2 separate regions of the Homo sapiens genome follow, and region 2 is linked to region 1. A link is a loop called in an ENCODE intact Hi-C map of the cell type or tissue named here. Cell type or tissue: HepG2. All regions are shown on one strand. Each heading gives the region's core, and the rest is flanking DNA. Links, peaks and the distances in the headings are about the cores only. Region 1 has its middle 35 kb from the start of MIR1303. Region 2 has its middle 9.1 kb from the start of KIF4B.

Region 1 (5,380 bases), core at 276-5,275:
CACTCTTCCCACACTGTGCCTGGCGCGTCCAGGCTCGGTCACTTAAGGCTGCTTTCCTGAACCACCGCAGGTCCCTTTTCCCACAGCCGCTCGAGTCCCCGTCAGCAGCTTGCTTGCCCTCTCAGGACTTGTTTGCAGGGTGCTAAAATGGCACTGGGGCTGTGGTGGCTGGCAAAGCACCCTGCAAATATTAATCCCCTTTCCATCCCTAAAACTTTGAGACCCGCCATTTAGCCTTACGGGGCCCGGTTTCCTCCTCTAGAAGCTGAAGATAAGTGAGACACTTCCACATGAGGTTGTACATTTACTATTCATTCAGCCAGCCGTTTTTTTTTTTTGAAGTGCTGGGCACAGTGTGGTCTCAGGCAGGCCCTACCCATGTCCTCCTCTCTCTTTCCCCTGGCGGGTGTGCAGGCCCCTGGAGGTTCCCAGGGCTAGTCTAGGCACCAGAATGCTGCTCGGTGAGAAATCTCAGAGCAATGTGGAAGCTTCTAATAGAGCTGTATTTACTCAACCACAAGGGACTAGCCTTTATTCTGAAATTTCCTGTTTGTATCTAGTTGTTAAAATGTCCATTTCTTTTATGAAATGATGGTAACCAGGGCTGGGAGTTTTCTTTTTTCTTATTTATTTATTTTGAATTGAGACGAGGTTTCTCTATATTGCCCAGACTGGTCTCGAACTCCTGGGCTCAAGCAATCCCCCAGCCTCAGCCTCCCAAAGTGCTGGGATTACAGCCCTGGGCCACTGTGCCTGGCCGGGAGTTGATTTTCTAAATGTTCTTGGGTTACCGGGTGCAGTGGATCAGCCTGGCTCAGTGGCTCACGCCCCAGGTAATCCTAGCACTTTGGGAGGCGGGCGGATCACCTGCGGCCAGGAGACCAGACTGGCCAACATAGTGAAACCCCGTCTCTATTAAAAAATACAAAAATTAGGCGGGCGGGCCGGTGCTCACCTGTAGCCCCAGCTACTCGGGAACCCGAGGCAGGAGAATTGCTTGAACCCGGGAGACAGAGGTTGCAGTGAGCCGAGATGAGATCGCACCACTGCACTCAAGGCTGGGTTACGGAGTTTGACTCTGTTTCAAAAAAAAAAAATAAATAGATAAGTAAATAAATGTTATTTAGCAAAATTAAAAGTTGACAGGCAACTCCAGTGTGACAGGAAGGCTCTAGAATGGCCTTCCGCAGTCCCCTCCTCCTGATATTCAAGCCTTTGTATGATCCCCTCCCCTCCAGAGTGGCTGGGGCTGGTGACTTGCTTCTAAGAAACAGAATGTCGCAATAATGACTTCTGTGATTAGATTAGCAATGACTGTGACTTCCATCTTGCCAGCTGACTTTTGCTCTTCTTGGCTTGCACACTTTGATGAAACAAACTGCCACACTGAAAAAGCAGCCAGGCTGGGCGCGGTGGCCCACGCCTGTAATCTCAGCACTTTGGGAGGCCGAAGCGGGCGGATCATGAGGTCAGGGGTTCGAGACCAGCCTGGCCAACATAGTGAAACCCCATCTCTACTGAAAATACAAAAATTACCCGGGCATGGTGCCTGGCACCTGTAATCCCAGCTATTCGGGAGGCTGAGGCAGGAGAATCGCTTGAACCCAGGTGGCAGAGGTTGCAGTGAGCTGAGATCGAGCCATTGCACTCCAGCCTGGGCAACAGAGCAAAACTCCGTCTCAAAAAAAAAAAAAAAAAAGGTCAGCCAATGATGTAGTAAGGAGCTGGTGGTCTCTGACCAACAGCTAGGGGTACTGAGGGCCTCAATCCAACAGCCCTGGAGGAACTGAGTCCTGCCAACAGCCAGGTAAGCTGGAAGCAGGTGGTTCCCCAGTTGAACCTTAAGGCTACTTAAGGAACCTTAAGGCGCAGCATGTAAAATTTCAGGAGGCACTCACATGTAACAAGTGTGCCCTGACCCCACCCTGTGTGGCCAACACCCTGAATAGCACCTGTGAGATACCTGCAGTGGAGGAGCCAGTGAATCTGTGCCCACTGGGTTTTAGGGTAATTCATTATGCAGCAATAGATAACCAATACATCTGGGTATTTTTAAATGCTCTTGGTCTGTGGAATCCAAAAACCAACTCCTTTTCAGGAGGTCATGTGAGATGGTATCTTAAGGGTGATGAGGCAGCCCCAGGACAGACCTAGATTCCTTTTTGTTTGTTTGTTTTGAGATGAGATCTTGCTCTGCGCCTAGGTTGAAGTGCAGTGACAAAATCTCGGCTTAGAGCAGCCTCAACCTCCTGGGCTCGAGCGGTCCTCCCACCTCAGCCTCCCAAGTAGCTGGGACTACAGATGTGCACCACCACACACGGCTATTTTTTTCTTTTTTGTATTTTTTTCTTTTTTCTTTTTCTCTGGCTGTGTTGCCCAGACCTAGATTCTAATCTCAGACCCTCCTCTAGTTAGCTCAGTAGCCTTAGGCAAGTTACTTTGATTTCTCTGAGCCTCAAATTTCTCACACAGAAAAATGGGTATAATACTGATTTCCTAAATTAAATTATGCATGTGTAAACACCAATAATTACCATTTCTAGAGCATTCTTTTGTGTTACAGCCAATGTTAAATGCTTTACATGCATTATTGCATTTTATCCTCACAAACTTATGGGGTCAGTTCATTTATTACCCCCATTCTTCAGATAAGAAAACTGAGAAGGTACAGGCGTGGTGTGTGCCGGATACATTGTAGGCCTTGAATAAATTGTGTCATAAATAAAGAAAAAAAAGCAAGCCTTCCAATATGCGCTTTCCTACCTGTTACCACTAGGTGGCAGCAAAGACAGGCAGACGAGCCAGCCTTTGCGCTTAGCTGAAAATGTATTCCTAAAAATTAATTTGCTTATTTAGATGAAATTGTATTCCTGCATTATTTTTTATTTTTACTTTTTATTTTTGAGACGAAATTTCACTCTTGTTGCCCAGGCTGGAGTGCAATGGCGCCATCTCGTCTCACCACAACTTAACGCCCCCCGGGTTCAAGCGATTCTCCTGCCTCAGCCTCCCGAAAAGCTGGGATTACAGGCATGCGCCACCAAGCCCGGCTAATTTTTTTTTTTTTTTTTTTTTTTGTAGTTTTAGTGGAGACAGTGTTCCTCCATGTTGGCCAGGTTGGTCTTGAACTCAAACCTCCGACCTCAGGTGATCCGCCTGCCTCGGCCTCCCAAAGTGCTGGGATTACAGGCGTGAGCCACCACACCCGGCCTCCTGCGTTCTTTTACTAAGTATTTATGTGCCAAGTGATTTACAAGAACTAGTTATATTCTCGTCACAACCATATGTGAGATTTGCTATTACCAGTTTACAAAGGCGGAGACTGGGGCTGAGAGGTATGACTTCCTAAGGGCCACACAGCTAGAAAATGACATGAATTAAGTTAAACGTGTGGTATGAATACTTCTAAAAGTTTTCTATGCCAATATACCTGAGTTGCTGTATAGATATTTTTAGAGAAAAGGGGAGTAATGGGAGTAATTTTGTTTGTGTGTGTTTTTAGAATTCTGATCATACATATTATTCTTTTTTTTTTTTTTTTTTTTTTTTTTGAGACAGAGTCTCACTCTGTTGCCCAGGCTGGAGTGCAATGGCGCCATCTCTGCAACCTCCATCTCCCAGGTTCAAGCGGCGATTCTCGCGCCTCAGCCTCCCGAGTAGCTGGAATTACAGGCGAGCTACCACACCCAGCTAATTTTTGTATTTTTTCGTAGAGACGGGGCTTCACCATGTTGGCCAGGCTGGTCTCAAACTCCTGACCTCAAGTGATCCACCTGCCTCGGCCTCCCGAAGTGCTGGGATTACAGGCGTGAGCCACCGCGCCTGGCCCATTTTATTCTTTAATTTTCTTCTTTCACCTGCCAGTGAATCTTAGAAACATTTCCAAGGAATCCATTCTTTTTGGCATCTGTACAGTATTCTATAGTGTGGGTGGATCACAAAATGTCTAGGTAATAAACCCTCTGTGGCTAGTCATCTGAATTACTTCTAATTTTTTGCTTTTACCAAAAAACAAAGAAAAATGTTCCAGAAATATCCACAAACAGATGTCACTGTGATGGTGTTTCTGTCAGTAGACTCCCAGGCGTGTGACCCCTGGGTTGTGGGGTGTGTGTAGCTGGGGTTGGTAAAGATGCTGGTCACTCACAGGTGGGTTGTGCCCATTTTCATCCCACCCATGGTGCCGGACAGAGCCTGTTTCCTCATGGCTTGGCCAACCCTGGAGGTTATCAATGTTTATTATTTTTTTTTTTTTGCTAATTTATTAATAATATGAAAAAAGTTTTAGTAAACAATTTAGTAATAGACTAAGCTACCTTAAAACAAAATGAGCTTCACTCTTCCTTGCAGGTGATCAGTCATGAGTTTGCATGGGGCCGGGCACGGTGGCTCACACCTGTAATCCCAGAACTCTCGGAGGCCAAGGCAGGCAGATCACAAGGTCAGGAGTTCGAGACCAGCCTGGCCAGCATGGTGAAACCCCATCTCTACTAAAAATACAAAAAATTAGCTGGGCATGGTGGCACGTGCCTATAGTTCCAGCTACTTAGGAGGCTGAGGTAGGAGAATTGCTTGAACCCAGCAGGGAGAGGTTGCAGTGAGCTGAGATCGTGCCATTGCACTGCAGCCTGGGTGACAGGACAAGACTCCATCTCAAAAAGAAAAGTCCAGGTGAGGTGGCTCACGCCTATAATCCCAGCACTTTGGGAGGCCAAGGCAGGAGGATCACGAGGTCAGGAGTTTGAGACTAGCCTGACCAACATGGTGAAACCCTGTCTCTACTAAAAATATGAAAATTAGCCAGGCATGGTGGCACGTACCTGTAATCCCAGTTACCCAGGAGGCTGAGGCAGGAGAATCACTTGAGCCCGGGAGGTGGAGATTGCAAGTGAGCCGAGATCATGCCATCGCACTCCAGCCTGGGCAACAGAGTGAGACTCTGTCTCCAAAAAAAAAAAAAAAAAAAAAAAGAGTTTGCATGGCCAGGCTGGGTGCCATGGCTCATGCCTGTAATCCCAGCACTCTGGGAGGCCGAGGCGGGTAGATAACCTGAAGTCAGGAGTTCAAGACCAGCCTGGGCAACATGCTGAAACCCCCTCTCTACTAAAAATACAAAAATTAGCTGGACATGGTGGCACACACCTGCAATCCCAGCTACTCGGGAGGCTGAGGCAAGAGAATCGCTTGAACCCAGGAGGTGGAGGTTGCAGTGAGCTGAGATCTGGCCACTTTACTCCAGCCTGGGTAACAAAATGTTACTCCATCTCAGGAAAAAAAAAAAAAAAAAAAAAAAAAAAGAGTCTGCATGGCCAAGACAGTCTCTAGGGGGAGAGAGGAGTGAAGAAAATGTCTCAGGTCCTTTCCCGGCAGAGATCCCAGC
Region 2 (5,380 bases), core at 264-5,263, 350 kb after region 1:
AGGCACGGTGGCTCGCGCCTGTAATCCCAGCACTTTGAGAGTCCGAGGTGGGCGGATCAGGAGGTCAGGAGATCGAGACCATCCTGGCTAACACAGTGAAACCCCGTCTCTACTAAAAATACAAAAACAAAATTAGCCAGGCGTGGTGGCGGACGCCTGTAGTCCCAGTACTCAGGCGGCTGAGGCGGGAGAATGGTGTGAACCCGGGAGGTGGAGGTTGCAGTGAGTCGAGATTGCGCCACTGCCCTCTAGCCTGGGCAACAGAGCGAGATTCCATCTCAAAAACAAACAAACAAACAAACATTTAATTCTCTATTTCAGGTCCTCAGCACTTCTTGCCTGAGTTCCTGATGGAATCGCCCAACTTTCCTTCAAGTTTTCCTCCTCTTCTCTTTCCATCCTATTTTATACAAGATGCCAGGTTATTATTCCTCAGTTTTGGTTGTGCTCTTACCACTCTCCTGTGCAAAATCCTTCGAAGCTTCCCCAAACCAACAGAAGAAAAATCCCGCTCTTTAAACTGACCTTGACAGGCACTTTCAGGCTGGCTTCCAGCACCTACCATCTCCATATGTAGAAATCTGACTTGCCCTCTAAAGCCTACATCAAATACTGTCTCCTCCAAGATGCTTCCCAGATGTTTTCTTAGCTGGAAGTTTTTACTGGCCTCTGGACTTTTTCTCCATTTTCATTAAGGTACTTGTATTAGTTTGCCAGGGCTTTCATAACAAAATACCATAAACTGGGTTGCTTAAACAATATAAATTAATTTTTTCACAGTTCTGGAGGCTAGAAGTGCAAGATCAAGGCATCGACAGGCTTAGTTTTCCTGAGGCATCTCTCCTTGATTTATAGACAGCTACCTGCTTACCAGGTCCTCTCATGGCCTATTTTTTTTTTTTTTGAGACAGAGTCTCACTCTGTGGCCCAGGCTGGAGTGACACAATCATGACTCACTGCAGGCTCAATTTCCTGGGCTCAAGCAATGCTCCCACCTCAGCTTCCCAAGTAGCTGGGGCTACAGGTGCATGCCACTATGACTGGCTTTTTTTTTTTTCTTTTTTTAAAGAGATGGGGCCGGGAACAGTGGCTCATGCCTGTAATCCCAGCACTTTGGGAGACCGAGGTGGGTGGGTCATTTGAGGTCAGGAGTTCGAGACCAGCCTGACCAACATGGTGAAACCCCACCTCTACTAAAAATACAAAAATTAGCTGGGCATGGTGGCGGGCAACTGTAATCCCAGCTACTCGGGAGGCTGAGGCAGGAGAATCACTTGAACCCAGAAGGCAGAGGTTGCAGTGAGCCGAGATCGTGCCACTGTACTTCAGCCTAGGTCACAGAGTGAGACTCCATCTCAAAAAAAAAAAAAAAAAAAAAGAGAGATGGGAATCTCTCTGTGGTGTTGCTGGTCTTGAACACCTGGTCTCAAGTAATCCTCTTGCCTTGGCCTCTCAGAATTCTGGGATTACAGGCGTGAGCCACTGCAACTGGTCTTTCTTCCTCTTACAGAGATACCAGTCATACTGCATTACGGTCCCATCCTAGATGCCTCATTTTAATTTACTATTTGAAATGCTATACCAAATACAGGCGCATGGATTAAGGCCCACCCATATGACCTCGTGTATCCCTGAATACCTCTTTAAACACCCTGTCTCCAAATAAGGTTACTGTCTGAGGAACTGCATGTTGGGACTTTGACATATAAATTTTGATGGGAGGACGCAATTCAATCCATAACAGCACTTAAAACTTCTTATTTTATTTTATGGATATTTGTGCACTTATTTTAACTCCCTTAGAAGATGGTAAGCTCCTTGAAGGCAGGAAGTATATCCTATCTCTATCCTTTTATCTCCCACAGTGTTTAATGGACTTTCTTGGACTTAGTAAATGCTCAAAATTTTTCGTTGAGTGAATGAATGTTATATAAAATAATTCTTGATTAATAATAATTTCTCGTTTCCCAAATTTTATATTAAAAAACTATATAGTGGAGATAGCATTGGGCTTGATGTCAAAGACCTGGGTTCTTTTCCCAACTCTGTCACTTTCCAGTTGTGTGCCCTTGAATAAGTCACCTAATCTCTCTGGGACTCCATTTCCTCATCTGTAAAGTGGGAATACTAACACTGTCCTGTTTGCTTTACAAGTCATTAATGAATATTAATAAAATAGTTTAGTAACCCTCAAAATATTTGGGGGCAACTACTATATACCAGGCATTGTTCTGGGCACTTGAGATATAATAGTGAACAAGCTGGGCCAGGTTCCTGTTGACAGAAGATTTTTCTCTCGGCCCCTTTGCTGGACTCGCAGCAGTGGTGCCCTGTCTACTTGGCCTGCCGCACTCAGCCCCTTCCGGGAGGGAGCATATGAGCGAGCCAGTGTGGGATCTGGCCGGCCACTCCGAGCATGACACAGGAGCAAGCTCTGTGTGGGGCCCATGGCCAGACCAGGTGCAAGGGTGCCCATGACAGAGAAGCTCCAGAGGGAGTGTTAGGGTGCTAATTAGCTCTTTTAGTTCTGCCATACACAGCCTGATGGATGGTGGCATGTTAGCAGCTCAGTCAGCCCCTGGCCCCATCATGTGGAATGGCTGCCCTCTGCTGGCAGGCGCAAAAGGCCAGTGTCATAGCCTTTTTGGGTACCCGTTCTCAGTGGGTCCCAAGCTCTTGTCCAGCATCCAAGAAGAATGAGGATATGCTGACAATCAAAGAGTGAGCAAGGCAGGGAGTTTTATTGAGTGATGAAACAGCTTTCTGTGGAGACAGGACGTTCCCCTAACTGAATGCGGGGAACCAGTGTGACTGAGTCTGGGGCTTTTATGGCCTCAGAATAGCAGGGCCATAGGTGGTATTGGAAAAGGCAACATTTGATTGGTTAAGAGGCATTATTCAGAAAGACTCAATAGGGAAAGGGTGGACAAACAAGAACAGAAGTTCTCACTCTGGCTTGTGGGTTTCATCTGGGACCAGCAGTCTGATCTTTCAGACTTCAGGCTGTTTTTTGGCTGGAAGGTGGGGTTTCACTGGTGGTCTGCCCCTATCTACCTGGGCATTTGGTTGCCTCCTGTCACTATCACTGTCCTCATTCTTGTTCTTGTGGTGAAATAGGTGATTAACAAGAAATTATTACTGATGAGTACCCAAAACAATTTCAGAAAGTGCTAAGTTCAATGCAGACTATAAAGCAACGTATGTGATAGTGGGGGCTTACCTCCTAGAAAGGGTGGTTAGGAAAGACCTCTCTGAGGAGGCATTTGAGCTGAGATGTGAAGAATGAGAAAGAAGTGGCTATTCTGGGGAGTGAGAGGTAGGAGGGATGAGTATTCCAGGCAGAGGGAGGACAAAAGGCCCCAAGGTAGGAGAGAATGAGTGTGAATATTCAAGTAAGCTAGTAGGGTAATGACATGTAAAATTTGCAGCTCAGTCAAATGCAAGGCTTCCCACCCATCACAGAAAGACCCTAGGGTTGGGGTTTTATTTCTGATTCATCCGTGGTGTACAGCTGGGGCATCACTTTCCACGTATGCAGGCTTGGGCATATCACCTTGCCTCTCATGGTTTCTCCTTCCCTGCCCTGCCTGGCTGCCAGTGTTAGGAGGGGGTCAAATGTGGCCATGTGGGTAAAGGCACTTTGAAAATATGAAGCACTGTATGTTTTCCAGGTGGTATCATTATTTGAAAACAAGTTACCTGCGATTAGGGATTTGGACTTTGAATTTTGCAAGTAGCTTGCTGATCAAATTTTCTGAGGAGAGCTGCAGTCACCCCAGCTCAGAGCTCAAAAAGGCCCATCTCAGGCTTTTCAAAGCAAATTGATAAGAATTAAGTAGAGGTAGCTGCAGTGATGTGAAAGCTGTGTTTTGTGGGGGTTGAATTCTAACTTTCTTGCCTACTGAGACTCTACACACATGATTTGGTGTGAGTAACCCCCCTGTTTGGGTGCTTGGATGCCTATTAAAACTATCTTGGGGTCAGGTCATTGTGTGTGTCTGTGTGCGTGAGATTTTACATTGCAATAGAATATTCCAGAAAAGAGCCATCTGCTCAGATGTTTTAAGCATGCCACTGCCCCCAGAACTGATGTGATTGAACATTATACACATACATCTTGAATAGTGAAATTGCACCCAGGCACATATAAATTACAGTAACAGAGCATTCTTTTTTTTTTTCAACATCCTTTCCTGATGAAAATTCTTTTTTTTTTTTTAAATTATACTTTAAGTTCTGGGATACATGTGCAGGATGTGCAGGTTTGTTACATAGGTATACACGTGCCATGGTGGTTTGCTGTACCTATCAACCCATCATCTACATTAGGTATTTCCCCTAATGCTATCCCTCCCCTAGCCCCCACCCTCTGACAGGTCCTGGTATATGATGTTCCCCTCCCTGTGTCCATGTGTTCTCATTGTGAGAACATGTAGTGTTTGGTTTTCTGTTCCTGTGTTAGTTTTCTGAGAATGGTGGTTTCCAGCTTCATCCATGTCCCTGCAAAGGACATGAACTCATCCTTTTTCACGGCTGCATAGTATTCCATGGTGTATATGTGCCACATTTTCTTTTCTTTTCTTTTTCTTTTTTTTTTTTAATTTTGAGATGGAGTTTTGCTCTTGTTGCCCAGGCTGTGGTGTAATGGCATGATCTTGGCTCACTGCAACCTCTGCCTCCCAGGTTCAAGTGATTCTCCTTCCTCAGCCTCCTGAGTAGCTGGGATTACAGGCATGTGCCACCACACCTGGCTAATTTTTTGTGTTTTTAGTAGAGATGGGATTTCTCCATGTCGGTCAGGCTGGTCTCGAACTCCCGACCTCAGGTGATCTGCCCACCTCGGCCTCCCAAAGTGCTGGGATCACAGGTGTAAGCCACCGTGCCTGGCCAGCGTGCCTTATTTTCTTTATCTAGTCTACCATTGATGGGCACTTTGGGTTGGTTCCAAGTCTTTGCTATCGTGGATATTGCTGCAATAAACATACATGTGCATGTGTCTTTACAGTAGAATGATTTATAATCCTTTGGGTACATACTCATTAATGGGATTGCTGGGTCAAATGGTATTTCTGGTTCTAGATTAACAATTATCCATCCACTCAACAGATATTTATTGAACATTTACTATGAGCAAGTCGCTGAGATAAACAAACATGCTCTCAAGTGGGTATCTGTTTCTATTGGTTGGACTCTTGGTCTCTGTCTGTCACTTTCTCTTTGTCTCTTTCCCATGTTCTTCCCTGCCCCCTTCACTTATGGATTTGCCTCATTGGAATCAAGATCCATTCAACTAGTGGGGCTTCCATAATTGAGGCTTGGGGCATATCAAATGGAACAGCTAATGGTGACTTTTTTTTTTCCCAAGGCAGTTTATCAATTA

Evidence for each region. Peaks named below come from ENCODE experiments on the same cell type or tissue, not always from the same donor. Only the 100,000 strongest peaks of a DNase experiment are listed, where the experiment ranks them.
Region 2: it touches region 1 in a loop (5-fold over the local background); 15 of 110 quality-filtered maps call a loop at or near these places.

The regions. Positions count from the first base shown.
Region 1 is chr5:154,647,597-154,652,976 of GRCh38, forward strand. No RefSeq gene overlaps it. Among named protein-coding and RNA genes, the nearest start is that of MIR1303, 35 kb to the right of the region's middle. RefSeq lists enhancers at 1-271, 1-42. In HepG2, for the core only: a CTCF peak has its summit at 2,780 (motif pointing right); a DNase peak (open chromatin) is centred at 2,775; H3K4me3 peaks cover 438 bases.
Region 2 is chr5:155,001,940-155,007,319 of GRCh38, forward strand. No RefSeq gene overlaps it. Among named protein-coding and RNA genes, the nearest start is that of KIF4B, 9.1 kb to the right of the region's middle. In HepG2, for the core only: a CTCF peak has its summit at 2,606 (motif pointing left); a DNase peak (open chromatin) is centred at 2,592.